4 separate regions of the Homo sapiens genome follow, and regions 2, 3 and 4 are each linked to region 1. Evidence: chromatin contacts called from ENCODE Hi-C or POLR2A ChIA-PET data. All regions are on one chromosome and are shown on one strand. Each heading gives the region's core, a stretch centred on a gene start or an enhancer-like site at or near the end of the contact. The rest is flanking DNA. Distances are from core to core; before and after follow the strand shown. Region 1 holds the start of SREBF1 (sterol regulatory element binding transcription factor 1). Region 2 holds the start of MPRIP (myosin phosphatase Rho interacting protein). Region 3 holds the start of COPS3 (COP9 signalosome subunit 3). Region 4 holds the start of NT5M (5',3'-nucleotidase, mitochondrial).

Region 1 (4,079 bases), core at 779-3,278:
GGAGTTCAAGACCAGCCTGGCCAAAATGGTGAAACCTCATCTCTACTAAAAATACAAAAATTAGCCTGGCATGGTGGCGTGCGCCTGTAATCCCAGCTACTCAGGAGGCTGAGACAGAATTGCTTGAACCTGGGAGGTGGAGGTCGCAGTGAGCCGAGATCATGCCGCTGCACTCCAGCCTGGGTGACAGAGAGAGACTTTGTCTCAAAACAAAAAACAAAACAAAACAAAACAAAAAACAGTGAGGCAGATCTGTTGTGATGATGACTCCAAAACACCCTCCCTGCCTCTGCAGAGGGACTGCAGAAAGGGTTATTCCCATTTTATAGATACAGTAGCTGAGACTCAGAAGTGAGGTATTGGATCCAGGTCACACAGCAAGCAGGTGAAAACCCAGATCACCTGCCTAGCTCTGAAGAAAATGGTATTTAGGCTTCACCCAGCACTTCCTATCCCACCCCCTCCCTGGGAAGGGCTGTTTAAATTTTCAGGGAAGTCACCAGCTTCCTGCAGCCTCTAGAGTGTTGGTGGGGGTGGGGCACTGAGGAGAAGCCAGCTTTGTTCTCTGTGTTCTCCAGCAGTTGTTCATCTGGAGGGAGTGGGTCCTGGGTGGACCCTTGAGCAGGGCTACTTGGGGAGATGTGGTTTGGCGACCCCTATGACTTCTGGCGCCGCTATTCTGGGTAATTTTCCACCGCAGCCACTTCTGGGAGAGGAACAAAGGGAGCTGGATGTCCAGGCTGAGCCCCAGGGACTTGGGCTCTGTGGCTTCTCTCCCCCACACACCCCTTCTAAAATGCATCATGAATGTTACTCCTGCTTAGGGCGTGGCCAGATAGGCTATATCTGGAGTTTGAGCAAGGCAGTCTGCAGGATGGCTTGACTTATGAAGGTCTGGGGTCGGGAAGGCCTGAGGCCCAGGCCCCTGATGAGTTTCCTGGACTGCCCTCCACCAAGGGTGCTTCTCTCTGCTTGCATACCTCTGGGGACAGGGAGCTCACTGCCTTATCACATTCAGATTCCTGAATGTTAATTCTGGTTTATTTCAACCCACCTCATTGGGACCCCTTCCCTCCTTCCTGCCCCACCTGGCTCTGTCCCTAGGCCACAGAACCAGGTTCGGTTTCCAGCCCTCTTCTCAACAGGGCTGCCTGCTCTGATCTAGTCCCAGCTTGTGATGATCCAGGGCAGCCTGGCTCTGATCTAAAGCACAGCTACCTCTTCCTTGCGGCCCCTATCCTGGCTGCTCCTGGGAATAAGTGCCAAATCTGGGGTCAGACAGCCCTGGGGCCAGTCTTCCTTGGGTACTGGCTTCCTCCTTCAGGAGCTGCACTGGGCCCACTGGTATCCTATCCCTACAGCTGGATCTGGGAGGAAACCAGATGACGAAATTCCAGCCTCTTTCTTTGGCCACTCCTGTCCTCAAGAGGCCAATCTTCTGGTTTCTTTGCAGAGAGGGGGCAGGCTGATCTCACAGGTCATGCTCCCCTCCACATTGTCACTAGCCTCCCAGCCTGCCCGTGAGAAAGCATCATTAGGCCCATGTTACAAATGAGGAAAATTGAGGCAGAGTGATGTAACTGGCCCAGCAGTTACATCAGGCCTGCTCACAACACAGCAGGCCTGGGACCCCTATAACTTGGATCCTGGTCTGTCTTGTTCTAAAGAGTCAAATCTAGGAAATGAGGAAATGAAGTTTGGGATGGGCCCAGGCCTGGGGCTTCCACTCGGCTTCCTTGCTTGGTGCTGGAGAAACAGAGGCCCAGAGAGGGGGCTCGGCTTGCCCGCGTTCCCGCAGCAGCCGGCCAGAGGCCGCTGCCATTGTGCGCGAGGCTGGATAAAATGAATGACTGGAGGGCGCTCTGGAGGAGGGGCCGGCTGAGGGGAGATTTGTGGCGCAGACCGGGGATCAGGGGTCCCCCGCTCTCTCAAGGTGGGGCGGGGCCGTCTATCTGGGAGGGCGGGTCCTCCCCGAAAGGCCCCGCCTCCGCCTCGACCGCCCAGCAGAGCTGCGGCCGGGGGAACCCAGTTTCCGAGGAACTTTTCGCCGGCGCCGGGCCGCCTCTGAGGCCAGGGCAGGACACGAACGCGCGGAGCGGCGGCGGCGACTGAGAGCCGGGGCCGCGGCGGCGCTCCCTAGGAAGGGCCGTACGAGGCGGCGGGCCCGGCGGGCCTCCCGGAGGAGGCGGCTGCGCCATGGACGAGCCACCCTTCAGCGAGGCGGCTTTGGAGCAGGCGCTGGGCGAGCCGTGCGATCTGGACGCGGCGCTGCTGACCGACATCGAAGGTGCGTCAGGGCGGGCAGGGCTTGAAGCTGCGCCGGGTGGCGCGAGTAGGGGGCGCGCAGGTGTCTCCCTGGCCTTTGTCTCCCCCACGGGCGCCAGCTCCGTGCTGTGCTCGCGCGGGACTTCCCGGTGTCTCTGAGCTCGGTGTCCCGAGCCTCACCGAGCCTCCCTGGTTCCCGCGCTAGCGTCTCGGGCCGCGCGCTTGTGGGTGAGGGCTCCTGGGCCGGGCCGGGGTCCCTTGGCGGCTCCGGGCCGGGACACGTGCGCCTCTACGCGTCCCAGGCCGGGTGCCGCCCGACCGGTGACTCTCCAGCCCTGTGATGGCCACGGCTGAAGCTGGGGACCCAGGCGTCGCCGAAGCTCCGCCCCAGCCCCAGCCGTGACGTAATTGCGAGGTTACTCACGGTCATTCCCTCCGGCCCGAGAGTTCAGCTCGGCGTCGGAGCTCTTGCGCATGCGCATGGGCGCTGCCTCGCGCCCTTCCCCCGCCTCGTGTCGGGTTCTCCCGGTCTGCGACGGGCACAGCCTCCGCACTCATTCACTGACATCCACCGAATGCCAGGCCCCGTCTTAGGCACCGAGGGTTTACAGACAGACCTGGGTACCCCCTCTTTTAGGGAACACAAAAATCTCCCGGGAAACCAAACGGGTATTTAGTTGTACCTTGGGTGGAGCGAGGCTGGGGGAGGGCAGGGATGTGGCTACTTTGGGTAGAGCGGTCAGGGACTTCTAAGCTGAGACCTGAGGGTCACCCCCAGGACCAGCAAGGAAAGATGTTTTCCAGGCCACGGCAAGGGAAGGGCAAAGGCCTCGAGGCAGGGCCTAAGTGTGAGGAGTTAGAGGCTTGCAAAGGAGTGAGGTCAGGGAGGAGGAGGACGCAAACCGACTTGGTCGGCCAGGGAAAGGGCGGAGCAGAACAGTGGCACCGGCTTCCATCTTTGGAGCATCACCCTGGCTGTGATGAGAAGGGGTTTGGGGCCAATGGTGGCACCAAGTGCCAATTAGGAGGCCCGTTGCTTCCATTTTGTAGATAGAGCAAACGGAAGCCCCTAGCAAATTGCCTGCATGGTTTCTGTGCAGGAGTTTTAGCAGCACTAGCTAAGTTGCACTTGGTTGATGAGGAAACTGAGGCCAAGGTCGCAGGAACAAGATGCCTAGACTCACAGCCTGAATGGACATGTCCATGGAACCCGTGGCCACCCTGGGGTTGGCAAAACAGATATATCTATGCCACCACCACTCCTGCCCTACTGCAGCCTTGCAGATGAGCCCAGCTGGTTGCCAGCCCCAGAAGCTTCCCAGCCCTCCCTCCTTCCCCCTGGGGCTGGGCTAGGGGAGGACCCCAGAGGAGAGGCCCTGATTGTGAGGCTTTTCCAAAACAGCCTCCCCTATCCCTGGCACGAGGGGTTGTCCTTCACTGCCCTCTGGAGTGATGAACCCTGAAATCCCAAGCCCTAGGGAGATCTGGGCCTGACTCAACTACCAGTTCCACATCACTGGGCCCAGTGAGTGTAGTCCCAAGAGGCAACGTGACCAAGCCAGGAGGACATGCGCTTTGGGGTCAGAACTTGAACCTGGACACTCCTCACTTCCTTTGTCATCCTGCTCAAGCCCTCTCACCCTCTAAACCTTAGTTTCCACCTCCAGAAAAATGATGCAAACCCTCCCTTCATGGGCAAGTTGGACAACAGAACCCGTTCTGGGCCACAGGTCTGATACAGACCTTTGTTTGTTTGTTTGTTTGTTTTCTGCAGTGGCGCAATTTTGGCTCACTGCAAGCTCCTCCTCCTGGGT
Region 2 (4,079 bases), core at 1,580-4,079, 790 kb after region 1:
TCTGCTCCTGGGAAGATGACATCTCCAGAGCAAAAGCCGGCCAAGGCTGCCCACCACCTCCCTGGGCCCAGTATCCTCTCCTCTTAAGGAGGGAGTGGCCTCGATGGTGGCTGATGTATCTTCCAGCTTTGACGGTCTAAAATAAGCTCCAGGCTGGGAGGGGCAGCAGGAAGCAGGGGCTTGGGGGAGACTGATGGGAACCGATTGGTTGAGGTTTTCTAATGGAGCCATAAGGATGAGAGTGAGAGGGAGGGCCGGATGCAGAGAGCAGCAGAGAAGGCTGTTGGCAACAGCCCTGAGTCTCCCTCCTCTCTTTTCAAGAGCAGTTTCTTCCTGAAAGATCCCAGGAGGTAGAATGCTGGGCTAACCTCTCCCAGCACAAATAACCCCACTCATTATTTCAGAAACTACCATTCCAGTTGTGCCCTGAAGGTCTCAGGCCTGTTTCAAAACCCACAATTCAACTTTGAATACAGTGAGAGTACAGTATTTTAAGTTTGCCTCTCCCCGTGAATCCAATTAATAATCAACAGATTAAAAAAAATCTTAGCAGATTGGACTCAAACATGCAGATTCCATCCTAGTTTATCTAAGCTTAAGAATTCGAAAACAGCCCCTATGAGGTGTAAATTTACCAATTTTGACAGTTGCTTAGAATAACCAGGAAACTTACAAACCTCTCTCAGAACAACCCTTGCCCAGAAACTTCTTAAAGTGGCAGGTTTTTTTGGTTTGTTAAATTGTAAGAGAAAAAAGTTTCATAAAATATCATTTCTTGCTTTTCACAAATGCTCAGTGAAGGAGGTAAGCCAGGGACCAGGATTCCCAATTTACAGATAAGGAAATTAAAAGATACAGAAGTAAAGGGATTTGTTCAAGGTCACACAGCTGGAAGTGACAGCCAAGACCTGAAGCAAAGTCTCCTAACAACTCCTCATCGCATAAACTGTTTCATCCAAAAAAGCATCCAGATGAGAAGAAGGAATCAAGTTCTCCTTTACACTCCAAAACACCCTCCGAGGTAAATGAGTTCTATCCGTCCCAAGCTGACCGTCCTTAAAACCCTTGGTATCTTAACCATCTATGACTTTGCAGCCTTGAGTGTTTCGTTAAGCTTTTGGGGTTTAGATGAAAGGAATCTTTTCCTGGCAGTTGGAAACCTGACCTCAGAGAAAGGCCCCGTGCCCCAGGCCGTAACCCCTGCCCCACCACCCTACTCCAGTCGGCCATGTAAACAAGTCAAACCCTGGGTGCACTGAAGTGGCATTAAAAACAACCAGGCCCGTTCACTCGTTTTCAGTCTAAGGGGTTCTTCTGCGACAGGAGTGGCTACAACTAGGTCACACTGGACTGGAATGTGAAGGGACTTCCCCTGGCTTCATTCAGGAGGCTGAGAGAAAGCTCTGAAGAGGATGGAGATGATGGCCGTGGGGAGGGTACCGAGGCACATCCCAAGGAGGTGCACACAAGGCTCGGAATCCTGGAACACTAGGAGTTCAAACAGCAATCACTGCAGGGGTTCCCAAGGGCCATGGGGGCTGCAGCCAAGCCTCTTGGAGCCTTTCATCAATACAAATTCCCCATCTCCCCAGTCACTCCAGGGCGGGGGCCCCAGAACTCTGTGTTTAATGGCTATGACTCTAATGCACGTTTGGGAGTCATAACTAGTTCAAAGCCCTGTTTGACAGTTAAGGCTGGGAGACAGAAATCAACTTTCCCGAGGACCCACAGGTCTCCTCACCCCTCGGCCAGTGACCAGGGAACTGGTCCCAGCTCCCCGCTAAACTACGGCCTGCCAAACTAAGTTCAAGAACAAGACCCTCCTCGCCAGATTTGGACACCCCTTCACCTCTCTCCAGTGCTTGACAGTGACGATGATTCAGAATCGGGGCAGGCTGCGTCCCACTAGACGGAAGCCCACAGTCCTCCCCAACAATCCGACCCCTGGGCCACTCTGGCTGGACAAATCCAAGTCCAGTCCCAAGCCAGAATCTCAGGGGGGTCCCGTCAAGCGGCATGCAATCCCTAAGCGCTTTGTTCCTACTAAGCGAAACCAGGCACTTTTGAGTCACCCAAAAAGCATGAATCACACAGCCGGGCAATGGGAACGGGAAAGGATGTTATTTTTCGGCATACTCGAGGATTTTCCCTTTGTCCCAGCTCTGTCAATGCACTTCCCGTCCCCGTCCCCATGCCCCAGGACTCGCGCATTTCCCTGCTCCATTTTTATTTTCCCTGCAGCCCTTGGCGGCGCCCCGGCCGCCGACCCGCGGCTCCCAGAACGGAGGTGTCCGGGCCGGCCCCAGTCGCTCACCTGCGTCAGGTCCTCGTCGTTGAGCAGATGCGACTCGCGGGGCTTGAAGCAGTTCTGACACTTGCTCTTGTTGAAGATGTTGGCCTGGAATTTCCTGCACGGGTTCTCCTTGGCTGCCGACATGGTCGGCGCGGCGGCGACGGCGGCGGCGGCGGCGGCGCAGGCCTGGCCGGCCTGGCGCTCCCGGCGGGCTAGGGGCTCAGCGCGGCCGCGCCGCATCCCTCGCCGGCCCCGCCGCAGGCCCGGCCCGGCCTCCTTCCCGGCGGGCGGTTCGCTGCACGCGCCGAGGCTCCTGAGCCGCCCGGGCCTCACAGCGCGCGCGACGCCCAGCTCCCGCCCGCACCGCCGCCGCCCGGCCGCCGCGGGCCCATGGACGCGGCCTCGGGCCCGCTGCTTCCCGCTGCGGCCCGCCTCTCAGGCTCCGGTCGCCGCCGTCCCGGCTCGTCCGCGCCGCCGCAGCTGCCCTCGGCGCCCCGCGGCCGCTGCAAATGGGACCGGAGCGCCTCACGCACTACGGGGGCGGGCGGGCGGGCGGGCGGGCGGGCGGCCGGGCGCGGGGAGGTGCCGGGGCGTACGGGGCGGGGCCGCGCCCGACGCGATCGGCAGCCCCACCGGCCAATGGGGTTGGCGCGCTCTCGCTAACAAAGGAACCTCTGGGCCAATGGCAGTCGGGGGCGGGACCGAGGGCCGCCGAGCGCAAGGTAAGTTGTGCAGGCCGGGAAGGTGGGGGCGCCGGCATGGGACGTTCAGGTTTGGTGGACTGGCGCCGAGGCCGGCCGGGCTGACAGCTGCAGGGCCCGGGCGGGGGATGCGGGGGAAGGCGGAGCCGACCTCAGGCTGCCTCTCTGCAACCCCCTCGCTCCCAGGCTCGCCTTCCCGCGCCCACGCTGTACACCCAACGGAGGCATCTTCCCCAAGCCCAGCTCGGAGAGGATTAGTTTAGCACCTACTGTGTACCAGGCCCCCTCGTAGGAGTCAGTTAGCGTCGGGAAGGGCTGGATACTCCAAGGGCTCGCTCATTAAAGGTTCGCAACCTCTCCTTTCTCATCCCCATTTTACATAGGAGGAGACTGAGGAGCAGAGAAGTAACAGCGGGTAGTATTTCAAGGGATGACTAAGAGAAGATGTCAGCGGACTTGAAGAGCTGTCAGCTCCATTAGGGGAGATGAGCGAAGGCTGACTCTCTGCCAGGTGCTGAGCTAGGCATTCTTTCCCCCATGATGTGCTTGAGGAAATGAAGGGTCAGACACCTGGAGTAATTTGTGTAGGATCACTCTGCTAGGAAGGGGCCGAGCTGTCACTCCCGTCCTCCATTGTCCAGCCTCCTGGCCAAAAGACAACCTGGAAAAGGCTGTCAAAGGCTCAGGCAGAAGGTTGCAGGAGCCCAGAGAGGGGAGAAATGCGCTCTTTAGAAAAATTCGGGTGGCTTCAAGGAGGAGGGGAAGTTTAAGTGGACAGTGAGAGGGTTGAGTGTGGCTGGAAGTGGAGATAGGGGAAGAAGGAGCAAGAGGGATTGGAAGAGGGCTCTATCACCCAGGCCTTGTATTCCAAGCCCAGGCGTGCACATGTCATCCCACTGGCAGCTGGGAGTCATGGTGAGTCTTTAAACAGGGGGGTGAGCTAACCCAGCCTTCACGGAGGAGGTGACATTGGAGCATGTGGTAGTGGCAGCCACAGCAGCTGTCGCTCAGGGAATGGAGGAGGTTTTAGGAGGAGAAGTAGCAAATGCTTCCAGAGCTGTGTACTTTTCCACGGATCATCTGGT
Region 3 (4,079 bases), core at 1,072-3,571, 560 kb after region 1:
GCCCGGTCCTAAAACGCAAATTTGATCCTGCCACCGCTTGCATAAAACTCTCCAGTCCTCCCAATCTTCTCAGGAAAAAGTCCAGTACCTTTAACACAGCTTACATGACCTGGCCCCTGTCCACCTTACAAACTACTCCCCTCCAACCACAAGGACATTCTTTCAGTTCTTCATTCTCAACTAGCATGCTCCTTTCACTTGCAGGGTCTTAGCACCATACTGTCCTCTCACTCAGAAATATTCCTTCCCCCTTATCTTATTAACTCTTCCTCTTTCTTCGTTGCTCAGTTTATGCCATTTCCTCAAGAAAGCCTTCCCTGTTTCTCCCAAGCCAGGTCAATCTCCTCTGTGACATGATTTTATAGAACCATGTTCCATTCCTTCAGACCACTAACTCCTTTTATCTAGGGTCTTCATGTGTTGTCTGCAGGAGAGAAGGACCGAAACTGTTTTGTTTTGTTTTGTTTTGTTTGAGTCAGATTCTTGCTCTGTCGCCCATGCTGGAGTGCAGTGGTGCCATCTCGGCTCACTGCAACCTCCACTTCCCGGGTTCAAGAGGTTTTCCCATCTCAGCCTCCCGAGTAGTTGGGACTACAGGTACCCATCACCAAGCCCAGCTAATTTTTGTAGTATTTTTAGTAGAGATGGCTTTTCACCATGTTGGCCAGGCTGGTGTCCAACCCCTGACCTCAAGTGATCCACTTGCTTCAGTCTCCCAAAGTGCTGGATTACAAGCGTGAGAGACTGCACCAGGCCCCAAGACTGTTTTTACTACCACTGTATTTCTAGTGCCTGGTACAACACATTGTAAGTGTCAGTAAACATATGTTGGATAAAATTTTAAAATGCATGTTTATTTTCTCAGTCCCTACTATGCAGCAAATCCTATGCTGGGCCCTAAAGGGGAACCAAGGTTAGTAAGAGAAATGCTTGACCTTAAGGAACTCCATGCCAGTTAGAAGCAATGGATCCGTAAACCAAAAGTATCTGAGACCAGTCTCAATCGAGAAAGTTTATATTGCCAAGGTGAAGGATGCGATGATAACACGGCCTCAGGAGCTCCTCAGGACATGTGCCCAAGGTGCGGGTACAGTTTGGTTTTATACATTTTAGGGAGACATGAGTCATCGATCAATACATGTAAGATGTACGTTGGTTAGGATCGGAAAGACGGGCTAACTCGGGGCAGTGGGGGGCTTCTACCTTATAGGTAGACTTAAAGATTTTTTGATTGGTAATTGGTTGAAAGAGTTATTATCTAAAGACCTGGAAGTAAATAGAAAGAAATATCTGGGTTATGATTATAAGGGGTTGTGGAGACCAAGGTTTTATCATGCAGATGAGGCTTCCAGGTAGCCTGCTATTCAGACAGAATAGATTGTAAATATTTCTTATCAGTCTTGAGTCTACCAGTCTTAAGGTCTCTGTGTTGATGTTTGTGAGGCATGTCTGACTACCACTTCCCATCATGGCCTGAACTAGTTTTTCAGGATAAATTGGAATGTCCTTGGCTTCAGATAGGGTCCACCAGTCAGTTGGGGGGCTTAGACTTTTATTTTTGGTTTACAGATATCACATGGACTATAGAGACACATTTCTGTAACAGAGTAGAAGTGCAACATGAGAAGAACAAAGTGCTTTAGGCGACAAGCGGAGGAGGGAGACATCAATCCCAGATGGGAAAAATCAATTCACTTTCTGTGTGTGGTGTTACTTATTTATTTATTTTTTGCAGGGAAGGGATCGATTCATTCAACGTACACCTTGAATGAATAACTATAGTTCTCCCTACGTCCTATGCACTGTCCTAAGTGTTTTACGTGGTTAAGGACACTAAGATTTTACAGATGGGGAAAACAATGCACACGACAGTCAAGTGACCCGCTCAACGTCACACAGCTACTAAGTGGTAGAAAAGGCAGTTGAACCCAGGCTGCTTGGCTCCAGAGTCTAATATCACGGGGAAAACCTCACGGGAGACGTGGCAACGAAGTTGTGCTTCATTGAAGTATCTGTCCAGGTGGAAAACCGCAGGGCCTCTCTAGCAAAATCCAGAACCAGAAAATACTTGCTTAATTATGAGTTTCCTTCCTTCTTTTGCCCACTATCCCCATTTAACCTGCGGAGGGATTTCAGAAGTGCAGTGAATAAAGATGCAGGGGACTATGGAACACTAATTTCCGGCTACGGCGAATTCAGGCTGTTTCCATGGAAACAGTAACGGGTGGGCAGCTAGGTATAGTCTCGCGGTGCTTGAACCAGCGGAAGTGACGTCGCCGCTCGCGAGGACCTCAGGTGGATCGCCGCGGCCCCTCCTCCCAGAGCGGCAGCCTTTTCCCGCGCGTGCTGCCTTCGCCGCTCGGGCCGCCCGGGGGAAAACATGGCGTCTGCCCTGGAGCAGTTCGTGAACAGTGTCCGACAGCTCTCAGCTCAAGGTAACGCCCTAGGCCGCCGGGCTGGGCATGGGCGGGTACCGGGAACTGGCCTGGATCCCCAGGCGCCAGCACGGACGGCTGGAACAGCCCTTTTAGTCCTGAGACTCTTCTCCGGGGCCGGGCTTGGGGTTGCGGCGTTTAGATCAGGGCAGGATCGAGCGCGGCCGAGTGTAGGCAGCCCCCTCGCGCTCCGCTGTCCTCGCCGGCCGGCCTCCCCTCCCTCGGGCCGCCGGGAGCCCCCTCCCCCCGGCCTGGGCCCCTTCCACCGGGCGCTTTGCTTGACAGTTTGGGGGCGTGACTTCCGCCAGGAGCCATCTCGGGCGACTATTGGTTCCTTCTGTCTCTCTTGCCTTCGGTGATTGGCGCACCGCCATGTCATCTTTGCCGCCGATCCGCAGCTTGCTGACTAGGCCGCCGGGAGCGGGCGGGAGGCGAGTCCGTTCTGGGTGTCTTGGCTCTATGGCTCGCCTCTGCCAGCTCCTCCGCTGCCAGGCGGCGCACGCTCGGGAACCTGTGCGCCTATTTTGGTCCTACAGAATGCTGCGGAAGCTCTCGCTCGTAGGACTCCATTTCTTCTTCTTTGTTTTTTTTTAGCCGAGGCTGGAGTGCAGTGGCGCGATCTCGGCTCACTGCAACCTCAGCCTCCCGGCTTCAAGCGATTCTCCTGTCTCAGCCTCCCGAGTAGCTGAGATTACAGGCGCCCGCCAGCTCACACGGCTTTTTTTTTTTTTGAGACGGAGTCTCACTGTCTCCCAGGCTGGAGTGCAGTGGCGCGGTCTCGGCTCACCTCAACCTTCGCCTTCGAGGTTCAAGCGATTCTCCTGTCTCAGCCTCCCGAGTAGCTGGGATTACAGGCGCCTGCCCGGCTAATTTTTGTATTTTTAGTAGAGACAGGGTTTCACCATGTTGGCCTGGCTGGTCTCGAACCTTGATCTCAGGTGATCCACTGGCCTCGGCCTCCCAAAGTGCTGGGATTACAGGCATGAGCCACCGCGGCCAGCCCACGCGGCTAATTTTTTCGTATTTTTAATAGAGATGGGGTTTTTACCATGTTGGCCAAGCTGGTTTCGAACTCCTCACCTGAAGTGATCCGCCCACCTCGGCCTCCCAAAGTGCTAGGATTACAGGCGTGAGCCACTGCGCCCGGCCAGGACTCCATTTCTAGGGGTAGAATTGTGATGATTTTACTCGCACTTTCCAGGTTGTTTGGTTCATTCATTGCGTATGAATGTACCGAATTCTGGACCTGAAATTCGAATGATTAGATGCTGGCTGTGAAGGCCCTTTTAACTATCCCGTGCTTCAGTTTCTTCGTCTGCAAAATAAGTCCCTAGTTTATGTAGAGTTGTGAAGATTCAATGAGAGAAACCATGTAAAAGCAGTTGGAACAGTGCCTGTCATAAGGGGTGCAATAAATATAGCTGCAAATTATTGTTACCGTCATTAATTGCAAAGTTCTAGGAGCTGCTTGACCTTGGACAAATAACCTTTAATCTCTGAGTCTTTTGCATCTCCATTGTAAAAATGGAGGGGTGCTTTTACCTCACTGGTGTAAGACAAATGGTCTGATATGGAGCTGCACTTAATAAGAATTCTTCCTCTTTTTCCTTTTTATTAATAGAAATGAGGTTCACAGGGAAGGCA
Region 4 (4,079 bases), core at 707-3,206, 530 kb after region 1:
CGTGCCTCAGGAAGGGAAGTAGTGGAAGCCAGCAGATTACTCCCAAGGCACCCTCCTTACTGCCCCGTGCCTTTGCCTTGTGCTTGGAAACCAGTAACCCCACACGTACAGAGCCTACATATTTGCACAAAGAACTGGAAAAGCTGCTGCACTTTTCGGAGTTGGGGGTGGGCTTGGTTTCCACGTTAATACACTCCCGGGCGGATATATGGTGTCCAGACTCCCCATGCCGAGCGCTGCCTATAAATGAACACTCGCCACACACTGGAGCCTATTCCTGAGGCTGCAGAAAGTACCAGGGCATTTTCTCCAGTTTAAAGTTTATCATTAGGCATCCGCTGTAGAAGAGCTCAGCACACTGGGCTCTGTGAAAGTCACCTTCTGAAGTGCCTGGTGTTGATGGAGACAAACGGTACTTGGTTTCCTTTTTTAACACCTGTCCCTCAACAAACCACATTACTGATGAGGCATCTTTCTGATGTCAGAAGAAATGTCACTTGTTAGAGACAGTAGTACAGAGAACAGGACTGTGGAGTGGGGAGCACTAACTGTGCTTGGGAGGCAGACAGACTTGGGTTTGAGTCCTGACTGAGCCCCTGAGCAGCATGTGACTTGGGGCAAGTTTCCTCATCTGGAAAACAGAGATAATAATATCTACCCAACAAAAGAGAGGATGCAGTGAACTTGTGGCTAAAAAACGGGCTCTTGTAACTTCCTTCTCCTCTTTATCAAACCCTCCAGCAGCAACCCTAGGTGGCCAATCAAGGGATGCCAAAAAACACTCAGCCTCTTTAATTTTGTGCATACCAAAATCCCCTGTTCCTTTTGCAAAATACTTCAAATTTACCAACCAAGATCTGTGTGTAAACGTCCCTCCTTGGATCTTTCCCCTCTATCCATCCTGGACAGAACACCTCGGGAGTCGGATGGTAGGGGTTGAGCTCAGGTGTTCAGCAAGGCCAGCTCTGCAAGGGGATAAGACATGAGGTGGATCCCACCTCACCTGGACCACTGACTCACTGTGTGACCCCCAGAAAGTCACACAACCTCTCTGGGCCTCAAATACCCCTGGAAGCTATGCTTTCATGGACAACAGTAAAAAAGATGGGTAAAGACACCCATCAAAGTCCTGGGGACAAAGAAGTGGGAATGTGACTGCGGTCGGGGTGAAAGAGGACAACTTATAACGTTTATTTTTCTAAAAATTTAACAAACGACTTGAGGCCAAATATGCCACAAATTTTGAAGTCAGCTTTAAATGCAGAGTTAGGTATATTAACACTTTGTACTCTCCCGCATTTTCAGAAACCTTGGATGGCAGCCAACAGATCCTGAGCGCGGGGCCGCATCTTCCCGGTGCGCTGTGGCCCCTAGTCCCCCCCAGACCCTATTCTATCAGAGGGCCACCCCGAGGCTGGGGCGCTGACCGTCCAAGGTCACCGGCGCAGGGGCGGTGTCTGGGGCTCGGGGCGAGAAGGAGGCCCGGCGCGGGGCGGGGCGGGGACGCTCACGCTCAGCCCTGGCCGCAGGCGGCCGTACTGCTCCGACACCCAGAAGCCGCGCCGGTCCTCCAGCGCGATGAAGGGCTGGTCGGGAAAGCGCGCGCGGAACTTCCTGAGGAATCCGCCCTCGAAGTCAGCCAGCACGCCGTCCATGTCCACCAGCACCCGTAGGGCGCGGCCTCCCGCCAGGCCCAGCCCGCCCGCCGCCCCGCGCCGCCCCGCGGGAACCGCCGCGCTGCAGAGCCGCCGCGCACACCAGCCGCCCAGCCGGATCATGGCCCAGCGCGCTGGCCCGTCGTGGGCGCGGGGACCTGGGCCGCGCCGTGCTGCCGGAGCCGGCCAGACATTCCCGCCGCGGAGGAGAAGCCCCCAACGCTGGGGCGCGCGTGGAGCGCGGGACGGGGAGCGGGGCGGGGAGCGCGGGGTGCGGGCGCGCAAGTACCGGCCCCAGAGCGAGGCCGCGGCGCGCGCGGTCCCTAAAGGAACACGCGCCGGCGGAGGCGGAGCCCCGGGGCGGGGCTTCGAGGACGGACAGCGGTAAGCGCCGCGCGCCTCCAGAAGGTCCGCGCTCCCGCGCTGTCGATTTGCGTCTTCTCCGTGGACCCTGGGCCCGGGCTGCCTTCTCCCACTGCACAGACTACCATGGAGGAGCAGTGCAAACCGAGAAGCAGGCCTGTGTCGTTAGACATTTTTGAGCACTAACTGTGTCGAGTGTGAACCAAATAGACAAAGTTCCTGCCATCCTGGAACTTACGTTTTAGAAGGGGATCCAGACAACAGGATGGAGGAACAAAAACAGGGTGCACTCTGAAAGCCTCTCTGCTTTATTTACAGCAAATGTCTGCGGAGAGACTGATAGAACCAATATCTGCTAACATCATACAGCCTTAGTAAAACTGATGATTCTCAGGTAAATATATGAATAAATATTAAGTACCCCTGTATTGCTTTTTTTTTTTTTTTTTTTTGGAGACGGGGTCTTGCTCTGTTACCCAGGGTGGAAGCAGTGGCATGATCTCGGTTCCCTGCAGCCTTGAGTTTCTGGGCCCAAGGGATCGTCCTGCTTCTGCCTCCTGAGTAGCTGGGACCACAGGGGCCTGCCACCACACCCTGGTAATTTTTTTTTTTTTTTTTTTTTTTTTGAGACAGGAGTCTTCCTATGTTGGGCTCAAACGATCCTCCCACCTCAGCCTCCCAAAGTGCTGGGATTACAGGCGTGAGCCACCGCGCCCGGCCTCTTTTCAACTTTTAAGTACAGGGATACATGTGCAGATTTGTTATATAAATTGACTGTCTTGGGGGTTTAGTGTACAGATTATTATTACCCAGGTAATAAGCGTAGTTCCTGATAGGTAGTTTTTCCATCCTCACCCTCCTCCCACTCTCCACCCTCAAGTAGGTCACCGTGTCTGTTGTCCCCATCATTACGTCCATGTTTACTTAATGTTTAGTTCCCGCTTTTAAGTGAGAGCATGAGGTATTTAATTTTCTGTTCCTGTGTTTGCTTAGGATAATTGTCTCCAGCTCCATCCATATGGCTGCAAAAGACATGATCTTATTCTTTTTTTATGACTGTGAAGTATTCTATGGTATATATGTACCACATTCTCTCCCTTTTTTTTTTTTTTTTCTTGATAGGGAGTCTTGCTCTTGTTGCCCAGGCTGGAGTGCAGTGGCAGGATCTCGGCTCACTGCAACCTCCACCTCCCAGGTTCAAGCGATTCCCCTGCCTCAGCCTCCCAAGTGGCTGGGATTACAGGCGCCCACCACCACACCCAGCTTTTTTGCATTTTTAGTAGAGACAGGGTTTCACTATGTTAGCCAGGCTGATCTCCAACTCCTGACCTTGTGATCTGCCCGCCTCGGCCTCCCAAAGTGCCGGGGTTACAGGTGTGAGCCACCGCACCCGGCCGATTTTTGTATTTTTAGTAGAGACAGGGTTTCACCATGTTGGCCAGGCTGGCCTCAAACTCCTGACCTCAGGTGATCCGCCCCACCCCCCTCGGCCTCCCAAAGTGCTGGGATTAAAGGCGTGAGCCACTGCACCCAGCCTGTGTTACAGCTCTTTTAGCCCCACCATTTGGCAGGTCCCGAGTTCTTGTCCTGCATCCAGGAAGAATGGGGTAGGCAGACAAGTGGAGAGTGAGCAAGACGAAGAGGAGCTTTATTGAGCAACAGAATACTTCAGAAGAGACCTGCAGTGGGCAGCTCCTCTCCATAGCCAGGGTTTCCCCACAAGTGTTCAGCTTTCAGCAGAGAGGGTAGCTCCTCTCTGGTAGGCAGTTCATCCCAACAAGTGTCCAGCTCTCAGCAGAAAGGGTAGTTCCTCTCTGCAGCTGGTTTTCTCCCCATCTACCCGTCCTCTCTTTGAGTCTGGCTGAGTCCAGGGTTTTTTATGGACCTCAGAGGGGAAGAAGTGAGTGCTGATTGGTCCATGGGCGGCCATAGGTGGCCATGAGCAGGCCTGGGGAAAAGCACCACAAGTTCCCCGCTCTGGTACTGGGACTGGTGACCTGGCCCCCAGGCTTCAGGCCCTTCCAGGATTGAAGGTGGGGCTTCACCAGGGACCCGCCCCCT

What was found. A loop is a pair of places that touch in the nucleus more often than their neighbours do. ChIA-PET counts read pairs that join two places held with the same protein, here RNA polymerase II (POLR2A). Pooled maps may share reads with other maps.
Region 2: a loop to region 1 is called in a pooled map, with 5 times the contacts of the local background. The contact joins the promoter of MPRIP here to the promoter of SREBF1 in region 1. A Hi-C loop is called at or near these places in 3 of 37 single-sample maps with no recorded cell type and 14 of 50 pooled maps. POLR2A ChIA-PET finds 5 or more read pairs at or near these places in 1 of 52 experiments (GM12878).
Region 3: a map of B cell shows a loop between it and region 1 (21-fold over the local background). The contact joins the promoter of COPS3 here to the promoter of SREBF1 in region 1. A Hi-C loop is called at or near these places in 1 of 168 maps with a recorded cell type or tissue (B cell), 2 of 37 single-sample maps with no recorded cell type and 8 of 50 pooled maps. POLR2A ChIA-PET finds 5 or more read pairs at or near these places in 5 of 52 experiments (MCF 10A, WTC11, activated CD4-positive, alpha-beta T cell and 2 more).
Region 4: a pooled map shows a loop between it and region 1 (4-fold over the local background). The contact joins the promoter of NT5M here to the promoter of SREBF1 in region 1. A Hi-C loop is called at or near these places in 2 of 37 single-sample maps with no recorded cell type and 7 of 50 pooled maps. POLR2A ChIA-PET finds 5 or more read pairs at or near these places in 4 of 52 experiments (MCF 10A, WTC11, activated CD4-positive, alpha-beta T cell and 1 more).

What each region holds. Positions count from the first base shown.
Region 1 is chr17:17,834,935-17,839,013 of GRCh38, reverse strand. SREBF1 (sterol regulatory element binding transcription factor 1) reads left to right here and starts at 2,028. Exons shown (of 19, transcript NM_004176.5): 1 at 2,028-2,287. The coding sequence starts at 2,197. RefSeq lists enhancers at 447-1,348, 1,349-2,251, 2,252-3,153 and silencers at 2,020-2,179, 2,370-2,649.
Region 2 is chr17:17,041,207-17,045,285 of GRCh38, reverse strand. MPRIP (myosin phosphatase Rho interacting protein) reads right to left here and starts at 2,829. Exons shown (of 24, transcript NM_001364716.4): 1 at 2,315-2,829. The coding sequence starts at 2,437. It overlaps LOC124903938 (a long non-coding RNA gene), which reads left to right and starts at 2,961. Exons shown (of 3, transcript XR_007065644.1): 1 at 2,961-3,015; 2 at 3,378-3,505. RefSeq lists silencers at 837-1,131, 2,805-3,264 and an enhancer at 943-2,142.
Region 3 is chr17:17,279,488-17,283,566 of GRCh38, reverse strand. It overlaps COPS3 (COP9 signalosome subunit 3), which reads left to right and starts at 2,321. Exons shown (of 12, transcript NM_003653.4): 1 at 2,321-2,435. The coding sequence starts at 2,381. RefSeq lists enhancers at 2,124-2,223, 2,874-2,933 and a silencer at 2,444-2,683.
Region 4 is chr17:17,301,250-17,305,328 of GRCh38, reverse strand. It overlaps NT5M (5',3'-nucleotidase, mitochondrial), which reads right to left and starts at 1,956. Exons shown (of 5, transcript NM_020201.4): 1 at 1,512-1,956. The coding sequence starts at 1,778. RefSeq lists silencers at 1,387-1,576, 1,707-1,806, 1,857-2,026 and an enhancer at 4,000-4,079.